2 separate regions of the Homo sapiens genome follow, and region 1 is linked to region 2. A link is an interaction called in ENCODE POLR2A ChIA-PET data of the cell type or tissue named here. Cell type or tissue: OCI-LY7. All regions are shown on one strand. Each heading gives the region's core, and the rest is flanking DNA. Links, peaks and the distances in the headings are about the cores only. Region 1 overlaps TMEM183A (transmembrane protein 183A). Region 2 has its middle 9.2 kb from the start of BTG2.

Region 1 (10,057 bases), core at 3,163-5,662, 300 kb after region 2:
GGACAACTTCCTTTAGGCATGCTGGCAACTCCCTGAATGCCACGCAATCATGGGTATACAAGTGGCAAGGCCATGCACGGGATATCTGCCACTGCAGGCCCCATACCCTCTTCAGAAGATCTCTAACAAGGCACAAAAGCAGCAGCCAGATGGCCTGGGCTTACTATCTGGATTAAGACCTTAGTTTTCATTCTACTTTGGCTTTTTACAGTCCACTTTAAAAAAATTAATAGACAATGATAAGAATATGAAGATAGGGGTATTTTAGAATTTAGGCAGTAGCACTTGCATTGTGCACTGGAGCCGCTAAGATGTGTCAAGCATGAGGAGTTTGCCCAATGCTGCTCTGCCCCCAGCAATTGATTCACTCCTGGCATGGCTAACTTTGGGATGATCCCCATGCTCACCACAGTTAATCTGATACTATCAAATGTTTTGGGGGAAAGGGACACTGTAAATGTGAGAAGATACACTGTCCACTCATATTACAAGCAGAAGCAGCTGCTGGGTGAAATTCTACTCTCCCGGCATTCTACTCCTTCTCTAAATCCACCAGTTAGCATGATATTAAATTGAGCTCAGCCAACAGCCCTGACCACCTCAGTTTACAAGGCTGGGGGGAACCTCGATAATCTCGAAATCAAAAGTACCCTTTTAATTAATATGTATTAGGTAGGATATGATCACCCTAGAGCTAAACTAGGGGAGAAGAATCATTATATAATGTGCAATACCATAAAAACAAACTACAAGAGAATGGGAAATGCTATGGAACATCAGATTTGGGGTAGGAACAGAGTAACCTTGTTTGCCAAAGGTGATTTAGTAATTTCATCAGGTAGGAGAAAAAGAGAGAATGGACCAAAGGCTAGTAGACATATTTACAAATCAGAAGAATGACAGAAACTTGAATATAAATATGTGAATATAAAATATCAGGGAAATCCTGAGATAAAAAGAGCCTAGAACACAGAAAGAACTTGAGAGAACTAAGGTTTATGAATCAGGGTACCTTATAGTCTATGAGATGACCTACCAGAGCCGGGCAATAGCCTGGCACAGGGCACTTCCAAATGCTACAGAAGTCAAGTCTACACCAGAATCCTTAAGGAGGTCAACAATAAAGGGGAATCCCTGATGTCAAGGTTGCATTAGAAAGAGAAAAATAGTGAGATGTTCATGTTATACCTCTGTACTGTGATTTAAAGCCCCTCTTAAAAATTACAGCATACGTCTACCATTTGAGTTATGCTCTTCCTAGCCCAAACCATCAAAACCATTATATCTAGAGTGGTCCAATGTACAATGTATGCAAATACATTAAAATAAAAAGAATAAGGAATACACTAAAAGCACCAGAAAGCTTTAAGGTAAGATAAGCCAGCCAGCACAGCAGAAAGGTCTTGGAGAAGTGAAATCTCTGAGCCCTGAAGTTTACATTAGTCCCCTAGCAGCCTGGGACCTACACCCCTCCCCATCAAGGAAGCTGGAGACAAGCCATGATAACAGGCCTACCATACAAGAGTTCATTAGTCAAACCCCAACACAAATTCTCACTTACTTTGGAATTCTTTAATGTGCTGGGGGTGCTTTCTGGAATGGCTGGATTCTTGGAGATTCGAGCAGCAAATGGCTCATACATATGGTACAGAGATCGGATCACACAAGCCCGGAGACAGCGCAGCTTCTCCATTGACTCTGGTCGCAGACGCAAAGGCAGGGAAGCATCCAGCGTGTAGTGCCTGAAACATGACACATTACTCCTACCAATATGTGACCTGTCTCTCCTGCTCTAGGTCAGTTTTCTAAGACTCCTGGTCTCTGTATGAACTTTACTGCACTATTCCACTGGCCAGTAGATAGCCTGTCCCCAGTGCTACTTGACCTCTTGGCGACTTTTACGTCTTTGCCTTGTAATCCGGCAGTTCTCCATCCATTTTTAAAGTTGAAGTCCTCACTTTTTCACTGAACAAAAGAGCAAACTCTGAATTGGTATCGGTATATTATGCTTTAGCTGCTCAAAAAGAACCTGTCCTGGAGGAACCTATACTGGCGAAGAGCCACCAGGTTCTCCAGTCAGATCTCACAGTGAGTTCTCCACTCCTTTCTACTTCAACATTCCTTCCCACCACAGCCTGACAGTTTACAATTGTCACTACACTTCCATACCTAGCATCAAAAACTAGCCCTTTTACTAATCATATAATTTGCCTACTCCTCACCACTACAACTATACATAAGGCTGCATAAATACAAAAACTGTGTAATACTTAAAGACAACTAGCAAATCTAAGCAACACCTAATCCAGCTGGAAAGATGAGCAGATAGGCATCTGTAGCTTTAAACATTCTAGCTAAAATAAGCCTCTGAAGAAAAGTCAAAGACTCTTCTATCTGGGACTTGAAGCAAGACGTTTTGCTGAAAGTGGATACTGGAGTGGGGAAGGAGGCAACCACACGGAAGACAATTACCTGGATAATTAATAATATCAAATTTAAATTAGAGAGGGGCTCAAGGAGTCCAAAGCTGGGTCATGCCCAGACATGGAGTAGAGAAAGTGAAAAGAGGTCACCATCCAGTGAGTAGCTCCAAATCACAAACAGTAATGAAATCAGCCACACAGATAAAAGAGTGAGCTCTCTGTGGTCGCACCTTCGGTACAACCTGGTCCAAAAGGCAGCAGTGCAAGTGACAGTCCAGGCATTCTTACAAATCAGGGAAAAATTCACAATGTCCTCAGGACGGATATAGGAGGCCAGCAATAGCCAAATATCCATGGGATACTCTTCTCCTCCAGCCCCGTCCAGTTCTTCTGAAACAAAAAAAAGAATAATCTCTGATCTTCTACACCATATCTAAAGATACTCGATAATTTCATTTCTCCCAAGGATTGATTGCACAGTTAAGAAAATGGTTTTAAATAGGTCCAAGGAAACCCCTCAAACTTATCATTTCCTGCTCATCCTAGCTGCTGGAAACTTTTACCTCCTGTTGCCCAAGTAAATAGGTTTTGTTCTTAAGGCCTTTATTTAACAACTATTGGCGATACCATTTTGAAGTTTAACTTTTTTTTTTTGGGACAGAGTCTCACTCTGTTGCCCAGGCTGGAATGCAGTGGTGCCCAGGCTAGAATGCAGTGGTGCAATCTCAGCTCAATACAACCTCCGCCTCCTGGTTTCAAGCAATTCTCATGCCTCAGCCACCAGAGTAGCTAGGACTACAGGCACACTCCACCGCACCCAGCAAATTTTTGTATTTTTAGTAGGGATGGGGTTTCACCATGTTGACCAGGCTGGTCTCGAACTCCTGGCCTCAAGTGATCCACCCGCCTTGGCCTCCCAAAGTGCTGGGATTACTGGCGTGAGCCACTGCACCTGACCATCATTTTGAAGTTTCAAAAGTGCCTTTGCACACGTTGTATCATTCAACTCTAATAATTCTTCAATGGAATAAGAAAAATATTATTGCGCCCATTTTACTAATAAGAAAACAAAACCTTGCCACTCAGTCAAGGGAAATAGAACCAAGAGTTTCCGACTCCGAATTCCAGCTTTATGCTATTAAGCCCTGCTCATGGTTTAAGTCTCCACCCACTAAACATTTTCAGTCAGGAAAAAAAACAAAATTGACTTTAAGATGGTATAGGCAGGCCGGGCGTAGTGGCTCACGCCTGTAATCCCAGCACTTTGGGAGGCCAAGGCAGGCAGATCACGAGGTCAAGAGATCGAGACCATCCTGGCCAACATGGTGAAACTCCATCTCTACTAAAAATACAAAAATTAGCTGGGCGTGGTGGCACGTGCCTGTAATCCAGCTACGTGGGAGGCTGAGGCAGGAGAATCGCTTGAACCAGGAGGTGGAGGTTGCAGTGAGCTGAGATGGCACTTAGGCCGGGCACGGTGGCTCACGCCTGTAATCCCAACACTTTGGGAGGCCGAGGTGGGCGAATCGCGAGGTCAGGAGATCGAGAGCAACCTGGCTAACACACTGAAACCCCTTCTCTACTAAAAAATACAAAAAAATTAGCCGGGCGTGGTGGCAGCTGCCTGTAGTTCCAGCTACTTGGGAGGCTGAGGCAGGAGAATGGCGTGAACCCAGGAGGCGGAGCTTGCAGTGAGCCGAGATAGCGCCACTGCACTCCAGCCTGGGCGACAGAGTGAAACTCTATCTCAAAAAAAAAAAAAAGTGTCCCTATCTCTTCCTTCTTCAGAACTCATTAGCATTAATTCTCCAGAACTCATTAGCATTAATTCTCTTGACCTTGATGTCCACTATACTTCTCAGGTTCAGGTAATACACATGCTTTGTAAAGATACCTGAATCTGAGCTAATCCTAACCTTAACCCTTATTTCAAACCTAGTCATAGAACTATCCTAAAATGACCAGCTTTCTTCCTTCCTGGGGAAAAAGCCCCTACACCATCTCCCCAAAGTTGCCCCCGCTTTTCTAGCTAACTGCTTCCTACAGCTCTATGATTAGATCAGGTTATTTGGTTAGGTTCTTCACAACAGAGACCCAATATGTCTAAAACATCATCATCTTTTCTAATTCTTATCCTTCTTATAATCTCCAGTAATCATGCAAGACACAGTCTACCATGTCTAGGCCCCACTTTCTCCCACATTACCTCTTCTCTCTTTGAAAGAGAAGGCAAACGACTATTAAAATTTCCTCTATTGTGGCTGAGTGCAGTGGCTCATGCCTGTAATCTCAACGCTTTGGGAGGCCAAGGTGGGAGGATGGCTTGAGCCCAGGAGTTCGAGATCGGCTTGGGCAACACAGTCTCTACAAAAAACTTAAAAATTAGCCAGCCATGGTGGTGCATGCCTGTAGTCTCTGCTACTCAGGAGGCTGAGGTGCAAGGATCAATCAAGCCCAGGATGTCGAGGCTGCGGTGAGCCATGACTGCACCACTGCAATCCAGCCTGGGCAACAGAGTGAGTCCCTGTCTCAAAACACCGAAACAAAAACCAAAAAAACAAACAAAAATTTCCTCTACTGAGACCCATAAGGACTTTTACAAAGCAGAGTGCTATTACAAATTTTCTGTCTTTAGAAACAAAATTTAGTAAATAATGAAGAATTGTCAGTGTTTTATACATAATTATTAAGAGCTTTCAAAACGAAGGAAATAGAATCAGTAAATGAAAGCTTCATGGAGATAAATCATGAAGGACATGAAGAATTTTGATAGGCATAGGTTAAGAGGAAAAGCATGTCAAGTAAGTGCTAACATGAAACCAAGGGACTCAGAAAAGCAAAACATGTGAGAACAGTAAACAGAAAAGTCTAACAAGATTTTAATAACATTGAGAAATTACTGTTAAAGTCTTTTAGATGTGATAATGGTATTTTTAAAAAGATAACTACTAAAATATTTACAAAGATGATGGTATATCTGGAAATTGTTTCAAAATAACCGTGTGTGTGTGTGTGTGTGTGTGTGTGTGTGTGTGTGTGTGTGATGGAGTGGGGAGTAATGGTTGAAGTAAAAATGGCCGTTTCAAAATAACCGTGTGTGTGTGTGTGTGTGTGTGTGTGTGTGTGTGTGATGGAGTGGGGGGTAATGGTTGAAGTAAAAATGGCCGTGAGTTGACAGCATATAAAAACAAAATGTTAATTAAAAAAAGAAAGAGAAAAAAAACTTTTTAATAGCCATGAGTTGATCATTGTTGAAGCAGGGAATAGTTATATGGAGTTATAATCAGACTATTCTCTCTTCTTCTACATGTTTCATTAAAAAAAAGGCTTTTAAAAAAAGAAGAAAAATACATTATACCTGCTGAAACAATAAAATAAAAAGAAATTTAAAAAGAAAAAAAAAAAAAAAGACCAGTCTGATGGAATGGAGAAACCTAATGGAGGTAAAGTAGAATAAGGAAGTAAAATATGAATTATGGTTAAGTGCCTGTAAGCCATAAATCATGTATCTGATAAGTGACTAGTAATCTGAATAGATAAAGAAGTCTTACAATTCAATAATAAAAAGATAGCCGGGTGCGGTGGCTCACACCTGTAAACCCAACACTTTGGGAGGCCGAGGCAGGTGGATCACCGGAGGTCTGGAGTTCGAGACCAGCCTGACCAATATGGAGAAATCCCATCTCTATTAAAAATTACAAAAAATTAGCTGTGCGTGGTGGTGCATGCCTGTAATCCCAGCTACTCGGGAGGCTGAGGTAGGAGAATCGCTTGAACCCGGGAGGCAGAGGTTGCAGTGAGCCGAAATCACGACATTGCACTCCAGCCTGGTCAACAAGAGTGAAACTCCATCTCAAAAAATAAAAAAATAATAAGAAGAAGATAACCCAATTTAAAAATGGGCAAATATCATTAGCCATCAGGGAAATGCAAATCAAAACCACAAGGAGATAGATACCAATCCACATCCATTATAATTTTAAAAGTCAGACAATAACAAGTGTTGATAAGGATGTAGAGAAACTGGAACTCTTATACACTGCTGGTGGAAATATAAAACGATGCACACACTTTGGAAAACAGTTTGGCAATTCCTCCAAAAGTTAAACATAGAGTTTCTGTATAATCCAGCAATTTCACTCCTATCTAACCAAAACTAAAAAAACCTATGTCCACAGAAAAACTTGTCCATGAATGTTCACAGCAGCATTATTCATAGCAGCCAAATAAAAAGGAATAAAAAAGAATGAGATACTGATACATGCATAGTATGGATGAACCTTGAAAACATTATGCTAAATGAAAGAAGCTACATGCAAAAGACTATATATTGTATGATTCCATTTACATGAAATGTCAGAATAGGTAAGTCTGTAGAGACAGAAAGTAGATTAGTGGTTTCCAAGGGCTGGAGGAGGGTTTGGAATGAGAAGGGATGCTAATAAGTATGGGGTTTCTTTTTAGAGTAATGGAAATGTTCTAAACTTAGACCATGTTGATGGTTGCACAACTCTGTGAATATGCTAAAACCACTGAATTGTACACTTTAAAGGAATAAATTTTATCTCAATTTTTTGTTTTAAGTCAAAGCCATTCTGTGGAACAAGTCCAAAACAACAAGAAGATAAATCCCTAATAGAATGGTGATAAGTAGCGATTTCAAGTGAAAAATTAAGGACAAAGAAGTATGAAGAATGTCAATACTGGTTGAGTATCCCTTATCAGAAATGCTCAGGACCAGTGGTGTTTCAGATTTTGGCTTTTCCCGCATTTTGGAATATCTTGACCGTACTTATTGGTCGAGCAGCCCTAATCGAAAATCAGAAATCCAAAGTGCTCCAATAAGCATTTCCTTTCAGCATCATGTCATTGCTCCAAAAATTTCAAATTTTGGAGCTTTTCAGATTTGGAATGCTCGACCTGTTTTAATTTTGGGATCCTGAAAAAGAGGGATATGACTAACAATAACTAGAATAATTCCAAAGCAATCATACCATTAATTTCATTAACTTATTACTTCAATATACTTTAACAAATAAAAATATCTATTATCTGATTCTCAGGTACAGGTGAAAGTGCTGGTAAATCTGAGACCAAAAATACATACATCATTTACTATTATTTTTTTCTTTTTTTTTTTGAGACAGAGTCTTGCTCTGTCACCAGGCTGGAGATGTGGTGGTGCAATGCAATCTCGGCTCACTGCTACCTTCGCCTCCCAGGTTCAAGCGATTCTCCTGCCTCAGCCTCCCTGGTAGCTGGGACTACAGGTGCACACCACCACGCCCAGCTAATTTTTGTATTTTTAGTAAAGACAGGGTTTCACCATAATGGCCAGGATGGTCTCGAACTCCTGACCTTGTGATCTGCCCACCTCAGCCTCCCAAAGTGTTGGGATTACAAGCGTGAGCCACCATGCCTGGCCTCACCATTATTTATCGGCTTTCACCTAAACGTAGCTGATCATCAGAACCACTTTAGCTTTAAAAATTCTGGGCTAAGCATGGTAGCTTATGCCTGTAATCTCAGCACTTTGGGAGGCCAAGGTGGGTGGACTGCTTGAGCCCAGGAGCTCAAATCTAGCCTAGGCAACATAGTGAGACCCCTGTCTCTACAAAAAATAGAAAAAATTAGCAGGCATGATGGCATAGCACCTGTAGTCCCAGCTACTCAAAAGGCTAAGATGGGGGGATCGCTTAAGCCTGGGAAGTCAAGGCTGCAGTGTGCCATGATCTTTCCACTACACTCCAGCCCAGGCAAGAGACCAAAACCCTGTCTCAAAAAAATAAATAAATAAAAATTCTGAGTTCCACCCCAAGAGATTCTGACTCATTAAGTCTGAAGGAAAACCCAGAATCTGAATGATGGTTTGGCACGTTATATTATCATCAGTTTATTATTCTTTGTTTCATTTGTGTACATTTCATTGCCATTAGGATATAAAAAAATCACCTACTTTTCTATTTCCCACAATACTTATTAGACATAAAGCAGACATTACTAATTGCAGAGCACTTAAAAGCCCACGATAATGTCTATGTTTGTGTGTAACAAAACTAGTTAACGTAAAATCCACATACTTTGGAAAACATTTTTTGGTTACATCTCTGCTTCCTTACACATTCAGAAATCCAGAAATGCAAAGGCCTTTTATTTTCACATTGCCTTATGGGTTTTTACCTGATAATAACATGTTCTCAATGAAGGGCTACTAGAGTCCAGTTCACAGCTCCAGAACTCTACTAACACGTACTAATCTCTTTCCCTCTCGAATTCAGACAAAAGAAAAAAGAAAGCCCAGGTGTATTAAATCCCGGCCCACTACCAAGGTTCTTAGGGAGAGCCAAGTTTTCTTTAAACTCTCCTGGTATCACGTCTTATATCTCCTCCTGTGCTACTGGGAAAGTAACATCTTCAATTTGTCACCACAGGCAGGTCTAATAAACCAAAAGAGAACAAGCTCCATACCTTTGTGTCTCTTGCTTTTCTTTTTTCTGGAGACAGTTCTCTCATGGATGCTTTCCTCCTGGGCATCCATCTCATCACTGCTGTCGATGATGTCACAGGGCTCACCAGCCCCAGAAAGAGCTTCCTCTGCAGGAACCTGAGAGGCTTCCAAGCCACAAAGAGATTTTACTAGAAGAAAATAAAAGGAGAATGAGATGGCACACAGCTCCACCCAGAAATACAAACAACTTAGCCAAGGTATCAGCATCCATTCAGGAAAGGGGGGAAAAAAAACATCGTTGAGAGAGAAAGGTGAGAATCTGTCACCAAAAAAAATAAAGATTTTAGTATTTTAAATACAAAAAAAAAAAAAAAAAAGGAAAGCAATGGGCAAACTGACTCCAAAGTTGCAGAAACTCCTTTTTTCAGCCCTGAAGAAAAAAGGTGTGTACAATTTTTCCACTATAAACCCTGCAGGATAAAAGCTGATTTGTATTCTCATAAGGTCTACAGAGAAATGTTTGAGACAAATTGAATCCAATTTAATCCTGGTCCTGAGCTGGAGGCAGTAGGTGTCATAAAACACAAGTCTCAGACCCATGAGTAAACAGACTGAAAGCAAGAGAAACACCAGAAAAGGAAAAGAACACTCCAAGGTTATTAAACAAGGAAGCAAACTGCAGAGTAAAACATGTGAACTACAGCAAAGAGATTAATAACCAAGAAGAATGCAGTGGAAACTAAAAAGTATGCAAACATGTTTTTAAATGCAAAGAAAGAAAGAAAATATTTCTGCTACAGAAACTGCTACTCTTGACTAATCCTCCTCCACCCCAATATGTAAGTTAACACTAACGAAAGCAAACACGGTTACAGGAAGACGACTAAAGGACTGCAAGAAAAACAGAAATAAAATACCTAGTTCTGTCTTCGCGGCATGAGTCTTTAAAGGCTCGCGCAAAGCTTACCTTCCTGCTGAACAGCGTTGGCTACGGCTTTCTTGACTCGTCCAGACCTCACGACCGCCGGATCCGAGTTGGCGTAATCCGCCACGGTCACTGCAACACAGCACCAACCCTCAAGGAAGAGGCCTTCTCTCGTCAGCGTCTTCCCCGCCAACACCTCCTCCTCGCTGCAGGCCCCCGGACCGAGCCGCCCTCCAGCCGCGGGCACGCGAGCGCTCACCT
Region 2 (10,057 bases), core at 4,829-7,328:
TAATAAACTATGTGTATACATCCTTAAGGAGTTCTGAAGTAAGAAATATGTCATAAAGATGTGAGCAGTTTTAAACCATATGCATGAATGCTGGAAACCCCTGAGGTAAGAATGTATATAGAGGACAAGTGGAATTATTCAGGGAAGGCATCCTGAAGAGGCAGTGGTAAGGGAAAACAGCATTGATGCTGGAGACAGGCGCACATAGGTTTTAAACCCATTTCCACCACTGCCCTCTTCTAGTTACTGGTGCCTTGCTTTCTTCATCCGTGAATCTGAGGTCATAAGATCTCAGAGACTGCATTCAAAAAAACAGTAGAGATACTGTGTGTAAAATACCAGGCGGAGTCCCTGGCAATAGTGAGTGTTCAGCACACAGTAGGTGCTCACATCCTAGAAGAAAGTGATTTGTGCCACATCAATTGGCAGAGTACAGAAACTTGCAGATGTCAGCAGAGCTGCAAGGAAAGGTGAGCAGGAGAGAATTCGGTGAGGGGCTCTGGCCTGGTTGGGCTACTGCACAAGGAGTTTGGGGTTGGAAAGACTGAGAGAGCCTGGGATTCCCATCTTAGGAATACAGAATGGCAAAGAAAGTCTGCAGGAAGGGAATGGCATGATGAAAATAGAGTTTGCATGCTCGCTTCGGCAGCACATATACTAAAATTGGAACGATACGGAGATTAGCATGGCTCCTGCGCAAGGATGACACACAAATTTGTGAAGCATTCCGTATTTTTATAAATAAAAAAATTGGGAAAAAAAAAAGAAAATAGAGTTTGCGTTGTGCTAGGATGATGGTCAGTCCGGTGGTAGGGCAGGGAGGGCAGGAGGCTGTTGTATGAATGTTACGAGGACAAGACCTGGGTTATGTGCCGGCAGGAAATAGAGCAGAAGAAATAGGTTGTTTTTTTTTTCCTGTTCCATATGGAAACAAAAATAGAATGGTAAGAGATAATTTAGCACAGGTGACTCATTTTACAGATAGGAAAACTGAGGCTCATGAAGGAGAAAAGGTGGTGCAAGGCTGCAGCCATTGTGGATTTTTCACAAGATGATTTATAAACTAAACACTTTCCAAAAAGAAAGAAAGAAAGAAAGAAGAAGAAGAAGAAGAAGAAGAAGAAGAAGAAGAAGAAGAAGAAGAAGAAGAAGAAGAAGAAGAAGAAGAAGAAGAAGGAGGAGAGGAAGGAAGGAAGGAAGGAAGGAAGGAAGGAAGGAAGGAAGGAAGGAAGGGAAAGAAAGAAAGAAAGGAAGGAAGGAAGGAAGGAAGGAAGGAAGGAAGGAAGGAAGGAAGGAAAGAAAAAGAAAGAAAGAGAAGGAAAGGAAGAAAGAAAGGAAGAAGGAAGACAAAAACTGAGGCTCAGAGTGGAGAAGGGACTTGTTCAAGATATCGAAGACTTCTATTACAAGTTACTGTCAGCCCTGAAGCTAGGCCCCCTATTTCCTAACAACTCCTACCCCAGTGCCATTTCTGTGAGCCCCCAGCCAGCCTCCAAAGTAGACACTAGGAAGGATTTCTCTGGATAGAAATCAGCGTTTAGTAGCTGTGGAATCTATTCTCCCTCTCCTGCCACTGGGGCCAGAGTCCTTTCCTGGCATCAGCCCAGATTTCTTCTCTCCAGGTTGTTACCTTTTGGGTAAATCCATTTAGGGAGTTAATTGATAACGAAGGCTCTCTCACATTATGATTTAAGGTGTGAACACCCCTATTTAAGTGACATTTACATTTCAATAAGAGGTGTTTAAAGACCTAAAAGCCTGCAAGATTCAAAGGACCAAGTTTTCTTAAGGTGCAATCACAGGTTCCTAGGGAGTCCCAGCTCAAAATTGCTGAATGGGCTTAATTTTTTTTCTTCCACCCCTGATCTAAATTCCTTTCATCCACTAGCCTCCACTCTTGGCAACTTTGACATTCATTTGTTCAACCAGTATTCACTAATACCTACTAAGTACCAGACACTGTTCAGGCAAGGTCTCTAGTCTACATTCTAGCTATAAATTCAGGGTTATAAAACCGAACATCATGGGAACTCAGGGGAAGGCCATGTAGCCCAGTCTGTGAAGGAGAGATGTCACTGAAAAACTGTGAACTTGAAAGTGTGAACACTGAACAGTGAACATTGGAAAAGTGTGAACTTAAAAACGTGAGTGAACCTGGCTAAAGTAGGTGGAAAGGAAGGGGACAGGGCATTCCTTGAGCAAAAGCCTGGAGGCTGCCGTCCCAAGCACAAGTTTAACGGGTACCACCAGTTGAAGGTGGGGAGCGCTGCTTTTTATCTAATTTTAGGGGTGAAGAGGCCCCTTGTGTGCCCTCATTTCTATCAGGAACATGCCAGAATGCTCCTTCTTAGAGATTGTGGCCATAGGGACAGCCTTCCACTGAGGTCCTCAATGCAGAGACTCACTCCTAGCTTGGGGGATAGGGTTGAAAACCCCTACATCCCATTCCCAGGTGGCCCCAGGTACATCATAGGCCACAAGTTGAGAGCACATGCAGATATGTACTTTTAAAAAAACAGCCTTTAGCACTTTCAAAAAATTAGTTGCCATGATTAGAGTTTAGGGAAATGTCAAATAAACATCTACATTTCAGGCTGCTCTTGAAAATTACCATATCTGAAATCACTGGCCTCATGATTGCAGTGGACTGAAGCTAAGGAACAGAGGCTCTGTTCAGACAAGGTTTGAGCTCACTCCTCAAGTTTACCATGGCTTTTGTCCAGCCAGCCTCACTTATCTACTGCCTGGTCCCACCCTCACTCCCCTGCCCATCGAATTTTAAATGGCCCTTCCCTGATAGTGATGTTAAGTAAAGCAGTTCTTGCTCCAAACTCACCCAGCTATTACCTCTTCTTATCTGATATGCTCTAGGCAGCCTGTGCAGTTTACTGGACAAGAGTTGAATCAAGGTTCATTCTTGTTTATAGGAATGAGGGTGGAGAATGGCAGAGCCAATGGGAACAAAATGGCTTGAAGCTGCTGGGGCCCAGAGAACCAGGCTCACATCAGGGGAAAGGATTGGCTGCGTATCCAGGGCATACTCGTTTGTATAAGATCCTTATCCAGGGCCCTGGTAGCCTCTTAGACTGAGCTCAAACGTTTTTCTTGCCAGCTCTGCAAAGAAGTGGTGTGGAGAAAAAGCCAGAGAGCTTGGCCCTGCCCTTCTTAGCTTCTCCATTTATTTCTCTTCTGGGAAGGGAGAACCTGTGGGTGTACTCCACAGATGGGCTGAGTGGAGGTAAGTAAAGCTGCTATTAGAAAACTTTCCCCATCCACTTTGTGTGTAAATGAGCACATAGCCCAGTTTGGTATTAATCCACAAGCAGACCAGTGGAGCCAATGGGTCAAAGTTGCCCCGTGGCCCACCGAGGTCAGATGCCTAGCAAGGATACCGTACATTTCTGCAAGAATGACAGAGGTCAGACATGAGTTCATTCAGTTATCAATCATTAATTCAGCAGGTACTTTTAGAGTCCCTACTGTAGGCTACATATGACCCAGGAAGGGCTTTTGTATTGTGCATATTTTCTTTGCCACAGCCTGGGCTGTGCATGTTTTTTATTTTTATTATTTGTATTATTTGTAGAGATGTCGTCTCACTATGTTGCCTGGGCTGGTCTCAAACTCCTGGGCTCAAGTAATCCACCTGTCATGGCCTCCCAAAATGCTGGGATTATAGGCGTGAGCCTCCATGCCTGGCCTGTGCATGTTTTTTTTAATTTTTAATTTTTCTTTTTTTTTTATTTTCGAGACGGAGTCTTGCTCTGTTACCCAAGCTGGAGTGCAGTGGTACGATCTCAGCTCCCTGCAACCTCCTCCTCCCAGGTTCAAGCAATTCTCCTGCCTCAGCCTCCTGAGTAGCTGGGATGATTAGGCATGCGCCACCACGCCCGGCTAATTTTTGTATTTTTATTAGAGACGGGATTTCACCATTTTGGCCAGGCTGGTCTCAAACTCCTGACCTTGTGATCCGCTGGCCTCGGCATCCCAAAGTGCTGGGATTACAGTCATGAGTCACCACGCCTGGCCCTGTGCATGTTTTTAAACAAAGGATTGAAAATCATCTTTGTAGGGGAGAGGCCACAGGCTGCTCGGATGGTGTTATCTGTAGCCATTCTTTTTTTCTTTCTTTTTTTTTTTTTTGAGATGGAGTCTCACTCTGTCGTCCAGGCTGGAGTGCACTGGTGAGGTCTCAGCTCACTGCAACCTCCACCTCCCAGGTTCAAGAGATTCTCCTGCCTCAGCCTCCTGAGTAGCTGGGATGACAGGTGCGTGCCACCACCCAGCTAATTTTTGTATTTTTAGTAGAGACGGGGTTTCACCATGTTGATCAGGCTGGTCTCGACCTCCTGACCTCATGATCCATCAGCCTTGGCCTCCCAAAGTGCTAGGATTACAGGCGTGAGCCACCATACTCAGCCAGCTGTAGCCATTCTTGAAGGTACTAGTAGGTGCTATGATTTTAAGAATGATTTCCTTCCAGTTAGAAGTATGCCAGAGTGTTCTTCTTCATTTTAGGATCTTTCACTTTAGGACCCTCTTCAGAGTCCTTAAGGAGATGGGGTTATTTCTATTCTCAGGCCGGGCATGGTGGCTCACGCCTGTAATCCTAGCACTTTGGGAGGCTGAGGTGGGTGGATTACCTGAGTCAGGAGTTCGATTCCAGCCTGGCCAACATGGTGAAACCCCATCTCTACTTAAAATATAAAAATTAGCTGGGCATAGTTGCAGCACCTGTAATCCCAGCTATTCAGGAGGCTGAGGCAGGAGAATCTCTCTTTTTTTTTTAAGGTTTTTTTTTATTATTATACTTTAAGTTCTAGGGTACATGTGCACAACGTGCAGGTTTGTTATATAAGTATACATGTGCTATGTTGGTTTGCTGCACCCATCAACTCATCTTTTACATTAGGTATTTTTCCTAATGCTATCCCTCCCCCAGTCCCCCACCCCCTGACAGGCCCCAGTGTGTGATGTTCCCTACCCTGTGTCCAAGTGATCTCATTGTTCAGTTCCCACCTATGAGTGAGAACATGCGGTGTTTGGCTTCCTGTCCTTGTGACAGTTTGCTGAGAATGATAGTTCCCAGCTTCATCCATGTCTCTGCAAAGGACATGAATTCATCCTTTTTTATGGCTGCATAGTATTCCATGGTGTATATGTGCCACATTTTCTTAATCCAGTCTATCATTGATGCACATTTGGGTTGGTTCCAAGTCTTTGCTATTGTGAACAGTGCCGCAATAAACATACATGTGCATGTGTCTTTATAGTAGCATGATTTATAATCCTTTGGGTATATACCCAGTAGTGGGATTGCTGGGTCAAATGGTAATTCTAGTTCTAGATCCTTGAGGAATCGCCACACTGTCTTCCACAATGGTTGAACTAATTTACACTCCCACCAACAGTGCAAAAGCATTCCTATTTCTCCACATCCTCTCCAGCATCTGTTGTTTCCTGACTTTATGATTGCCATTCTAACTGGCATGAGATGGTATCTCATTGTGGTTTTGATTTCCATTTCTCTGATGACCAGTGATAATGAGCATTTTTTTATGTGTCTGTTGGCTGCATAAATGTCTTCTTTTGAGACGTGTCTGTTCATATCCTTTGCCCACTTTTTGATGGGGTTTTTTCTTGTAAATTTGTTTGAGTTCTTTGTAGATTCTGGATATTAGCCCTTTGTCACATGAGTAGATTGCAAAAATTTTCTCCCATTCTGTAGGTTGCCTGTTCACTCTGATGGTAGTTTCTTTCGCTGTGCAGAAGCTCTTTAGTTTAATTAGATCCCATTTGTCTATTTTGGTTTTTGTTGCCATTGCTTTTTGTGTTTTGGTCATGAAGTCCTTGCCCATGTGAGGCAGGAGAATCTCTTGAACCGAGGTGGCAGAGGTTGCAGTGACCAGAGATCATGCCACTGCACTCCAGCCTGAGCAACAAGAACGAAACTCTGTTTCAAAAAAAAAAAAAAGAAAAGAAAAGAAAAAGAAAGAAAGAACAAGTATTCTCTTTTTATCGAGTACTTACCTGTGCCAGGACAATTATAAGTAGATTATGGCTCTCATTTAATCTTCGTAACAACATTTTTAAGTTGGTTATATTCTTCATTCCATTTTACAAAGGGGGAAATTGAGGCTTGGCTAAAGTCACTAGCCACCAGGTTGCACAGTGGATAGGTGGGTGGTAGAGCTGAGATTAAACCTCCCTAGGGAGCCTAACACCAGAGCCTGAGCTCCTAACCTCTTTGTAGTACTGCTTCACAGTGTTTGCAAACTGAAACCTTAACAGGCAGGAGTCTGACCCAAGCAAAAGATTATTAATTACTGTACTTCTCAGCCCAAATTACCTTACCTTTCAGTTCAACTAATTGAAAATAATGATAATAATGGTGCTAATTTGCCCCCCCAGTGATTGGCAGTATAATGGGGATGGATGATTTAGAATCAAAAGCTGAAAAAGGCTGGGCAAGAACCGTAATCCCAGCAGTTTGGGAGGCTAAGACAGGAGGATTACTTGACGCCAGGAGTTTGAGACCAGCCCAGGCAACATAGCAAGACCCCATCTCTAAAAAAAATAACAAAAAATTAGCCAGGAGAGGTGGCTCACACCTGTAGTCCCAGCTACTTGGGAAGCTGAGGCAGGGGGATCACCTGAGCCTCGGAGATGAAGGCCGCAGTGAGCTGTGATCATACCACTATACTACAGCCTGAGCAACAGAGTGCAACCTTGTCTCAATAAATAAATAAATAAATAAATAGCCAAAGAAAAGAACGTAGGTCATTTAATCCAAAACTCTAATTTTTTTTTTTTTTTTTTTTTTTAAACGGCGTCTCACTCTGTTGCCCGGGCTGGAGTGAGTGCAGTGGCGCAATCTTGGCTTACTGCAACCTTGGCCTCCCGGGTTCAAGTGATTCTCCTGCCTCAAGTAGCTGGGATTACATGCACCCGCCACTATGCCCAGCTAATTTTTTGTATTTTTAGTAGAGACGGGGTTTCACCATGTTGGCCGGGCTGGTCTCGAACTCCTGACCTCGTGATTCGCCCACCTCAGCCTCCCAAAATGCTGAGATTACAGGCATGAGCCACCATTCCCAGTTTTTTTTTTTTGTTTTTTAAGACGGAGTCTTGCTTTGTCGCCCAGGCTACAGTGCAGTGGCTCAATCTCGGCTACTACAACCTCTGCCTCCCGGGTTCAAGTGATTCTGTTGCCTCAGCCTCCCAAGTAGCTGGGACTACAGGCACGCACCACTACACCTGACTAATTTTTGTATTTTTAGTAGAGACAGGGTTTCACCATGTTGGCCAGGCTGGTCTTGAGCTCTTGGCCTCAAGTGATCCATCTGCCTCGGCCTCCCAAAGTGCTGGGATTACAGGCATGAGCCACTGCACCCAGCCAACTCCCTAATTTTTAAGACAGAAAAGCTGAGGAGCTTGTCCAGACTCACATGGCTAGTTAAGAAGTACCAGGACCACAACCCATACATTCTTCCTCCCAGTCCAGAACTCTTTCTGTTGCACCAATCTTTGTTGGGCCAGGGATGCTGTGTTGGCCTGGAAGCCAGGACACCTGAGTCCTCACCTTCCTTACCAAAGGCTCCTTACAGGAGTCAGGCCTACAGAAGTGGGTTTCTTCCTCCTGGGACTTGTTTGTTGCAGCACCAAGGACTCCTCCACCCAGAACTCCTTATCAGGATCCAGGATGGGCTCTTAATCTGCAGCATGCAGAGCCTTGTCTACACTCTCTGGGGAGGTGCATTATCATTCAAAAACAGCTGACTGACCACAGGTCTCCCAGGCTGGCACTGCTTACCAAGTGGAGAAGATGGAAGCAGAACAGACCAACCAATGCCTAGTCCCTGAACACATGAAAGCCACCAACTGCAACTCTTCAAGCAATTTCAGGCCAGAGCCCCTGTAACCCCAGGTAGCCAATGGGTATGCTCCAGTTCTACTGAAATTGGTTCATATCAAAAAAGAAAACACATTGCTTGACCACAGAACCCTCTCATGTAAATTGAGGGACTACTAGTTTACCAACAGCCGAGAGTGGCCCTGAGGTGAATCTGCCATGCTGTGGCTTCCCTGACTTGAAGACACACGTGGGTGAAGGGTCCCCTCAGTCTCCAGACAACCTTCCCCGAATTTCAGGCTTTCCACTAAACAAGGAAATATCCTTCATGAGCTAGGCCTTTTAGGAATCAGGAAGATAGATGCTGACTTTGTACCATACACTCAAAAGAGGGTGGGCAAAAATTCCTCAACCCTAACTAACCCTGTCCTTACATCCAAAAAAGTAGGTCTTTTTAAACAAGTGTCTAGGACATTTATTTCAGAAGCTACAAATAAAAATGGGACTACTCCTTTCAGTAACAACCCCTTGATACAATGAGTCTTAACCAAATTCTATTTATGATACAGATGACCTGGCCTTCCCTAACCCCATCCCTGGCTCCCCTACCCTCCTCACTCAACACAGGCATAGCACACACAGCCTCCCTGGGCTACTTCCAACATAGCACATCTAGGGAAAACTGTATGTTTGTTGATAAAGGTCATGGAGGTAAGAAATGAAGTTGGGGGAGTTGTCACTGTATATGAAGCAACATGTGTAAAGTTTAGTTTAAATACAGGTCACCGCCAGCTGCGGTGGCTCACACCTGTAATCCCAGCACTTTGGGAGGCCGAGGAGGGTGGATCACCTCAGGTCAGGAGTTCGAGACCATCCTGGCTAACATGGTGAAACCCCGTCTCTACTAAAAGTACAAAAATTAGCCAGGCATGGTGGCAGGCATCTGTAATCCCAGCTACTCCAGAGGCTGAGGCAGGAGAATCACTTGAACCCGGAAGGCGGAGGTTGCAGTGAGCCAAGATCGTACTACTGCACTCCAGCCTGGACGACAAGAGCGAGTGAGACTACGTCTCAAAAAAGAAAAGAAAAGAAATAAATAAATAAACAAATAAATACAGCTCACCTACAGCCAAGAAAAAACTAGACCAGGCTGGGAATGTACTTGCCCTCAGTGGGAAACTCTGGGCTTGTGTCAAAAATCTCATGGAAAGAACTCAAAAGTCAGGGAAGATAAAAACTGTTATTTCCTTGCATGTAACCAAAGGGAGTTACAAATTGGTAACAAACTTTTGGCTCTCACTCCAGTGTTTGCTGTCAGAAGTAGCTGCTCTCTAGCTAACCTGTAGCATTGGCATTCAGCTCCAGTGCATAGATCCTGAGGCCTAGCTGCTCTTGTCTAACAAGACAAGTATGGTGGATAGCAAATGACAGCCCCAGAGATGACAAGAGCACCTTTTCTGGGAATTGCCAACAATCCTGCCTTAGCCTGGGAAGGAGTTCATTACCCGCTGCTTACCAAACCCTGGTCTGTGAGACAGGCTGTGTCTCAAGGATTTTTAATAAGTTCAGTGCCTAGCACTTACTGACAATACATGCTTGCTAAATGAATAACTGACTGAATGAATGAATGAATGAAATGAACGACTATCAAAAACAAGATGCATAAGATGGAGATCTGGCTAGACTAGGGAATGTTCAGACTAGAACCCTGTTACTTCTAGCATCTTCACAGGGAAATTAGAATCCTCATTAAAGGTGGAAGTAGGTTGGGCGCGGTGGCTCACGCCTGTAATCCCAGCACTTTCGGAGGCAGAGGCAGGGGGATCACTTGAACTTAGGAGTTTGAGACCAGCCTGGACAACATGGCAAAACCCCGTCCCTACAAAAAATACAAAAATCAGCTGGGCCTGATGGCACATGCCTGCAATCTCAGCTACTCAAGAGGCAGAGGTGGGAGAATTATTTGAGCCCAGGAGGCAGAGGTTGCAATGAGCTGAGATTGCACCACTGCACTCCAGCCTGAGTGACAAAACTGTCTCAAAACAAACAAACAAACAAACAAAACGGAGGGAAGTAAGGAGCTACTTTCCAGGAAAGAGGGGATGCTTGGAAATGGCCCAGCCATACAACCAGATTTTTCTTTTATACCACCCACATGCTATAGATTGTCTGAGTGCAAGTGAGGAGAAATACTATTAAACACAA

What was found. ChIA-PET counts read pairs that join two places held together with the same protein. Peaks named below come from ENCODE experiments on the same cell type or tissue, not always from the same donor. Only the 100,000 strongest peaks of a DNase experiment are listed, where the experiment ranks them.
Region 1: POLR2A ChIA-PET joins it to region 2 with 5 read pairs; 9 of 35 experiments call an interaction of 5 or more read pairs at or near these places.

Annotation. Positions count from the first base shown.
Region 1 is chr1:203,007,645-203,017,701 of GRCh38, reverse strand. TMEM183A (transmembrane protein 183A) reads right to left here. Exons shown (of 8, transcript NM_138391.6): 2 at 9,839-9,928; 3 at 8,892-9,059; 4 at 2,654-2,813; 5 at 1,562-1,742. Among named protein-coding and RNA genes, the nearest start is that of TMEM183A, 5.3 kb to the right of the region's middle. RefSeq lists an enhancer at 9,429-10,057 and a silencer at 10,020-10,057. In OCI-LY7, for the core only: no CTCF peak of the experiment used is centred there; no DNase peak of the experiment used is centred there.
Region 2 is chr1:203,309,676-203,319,732 of GRCh38, reverse strand. It overlaps the pseudogene RNU6-487P. Among named protein-coding and RNA genes, the nearest start is that of BTG2, 9.2 kb to the right of the region's middle. RefSeq lists a cis regulatory region at 7,453-8,048. In OCI-LY7, for the core only: no CTCF peak of the experiment used is centred there; a DNase peak (open chromatin) is centred at 6,232; H3K27ac peaks cover 1,306 bases.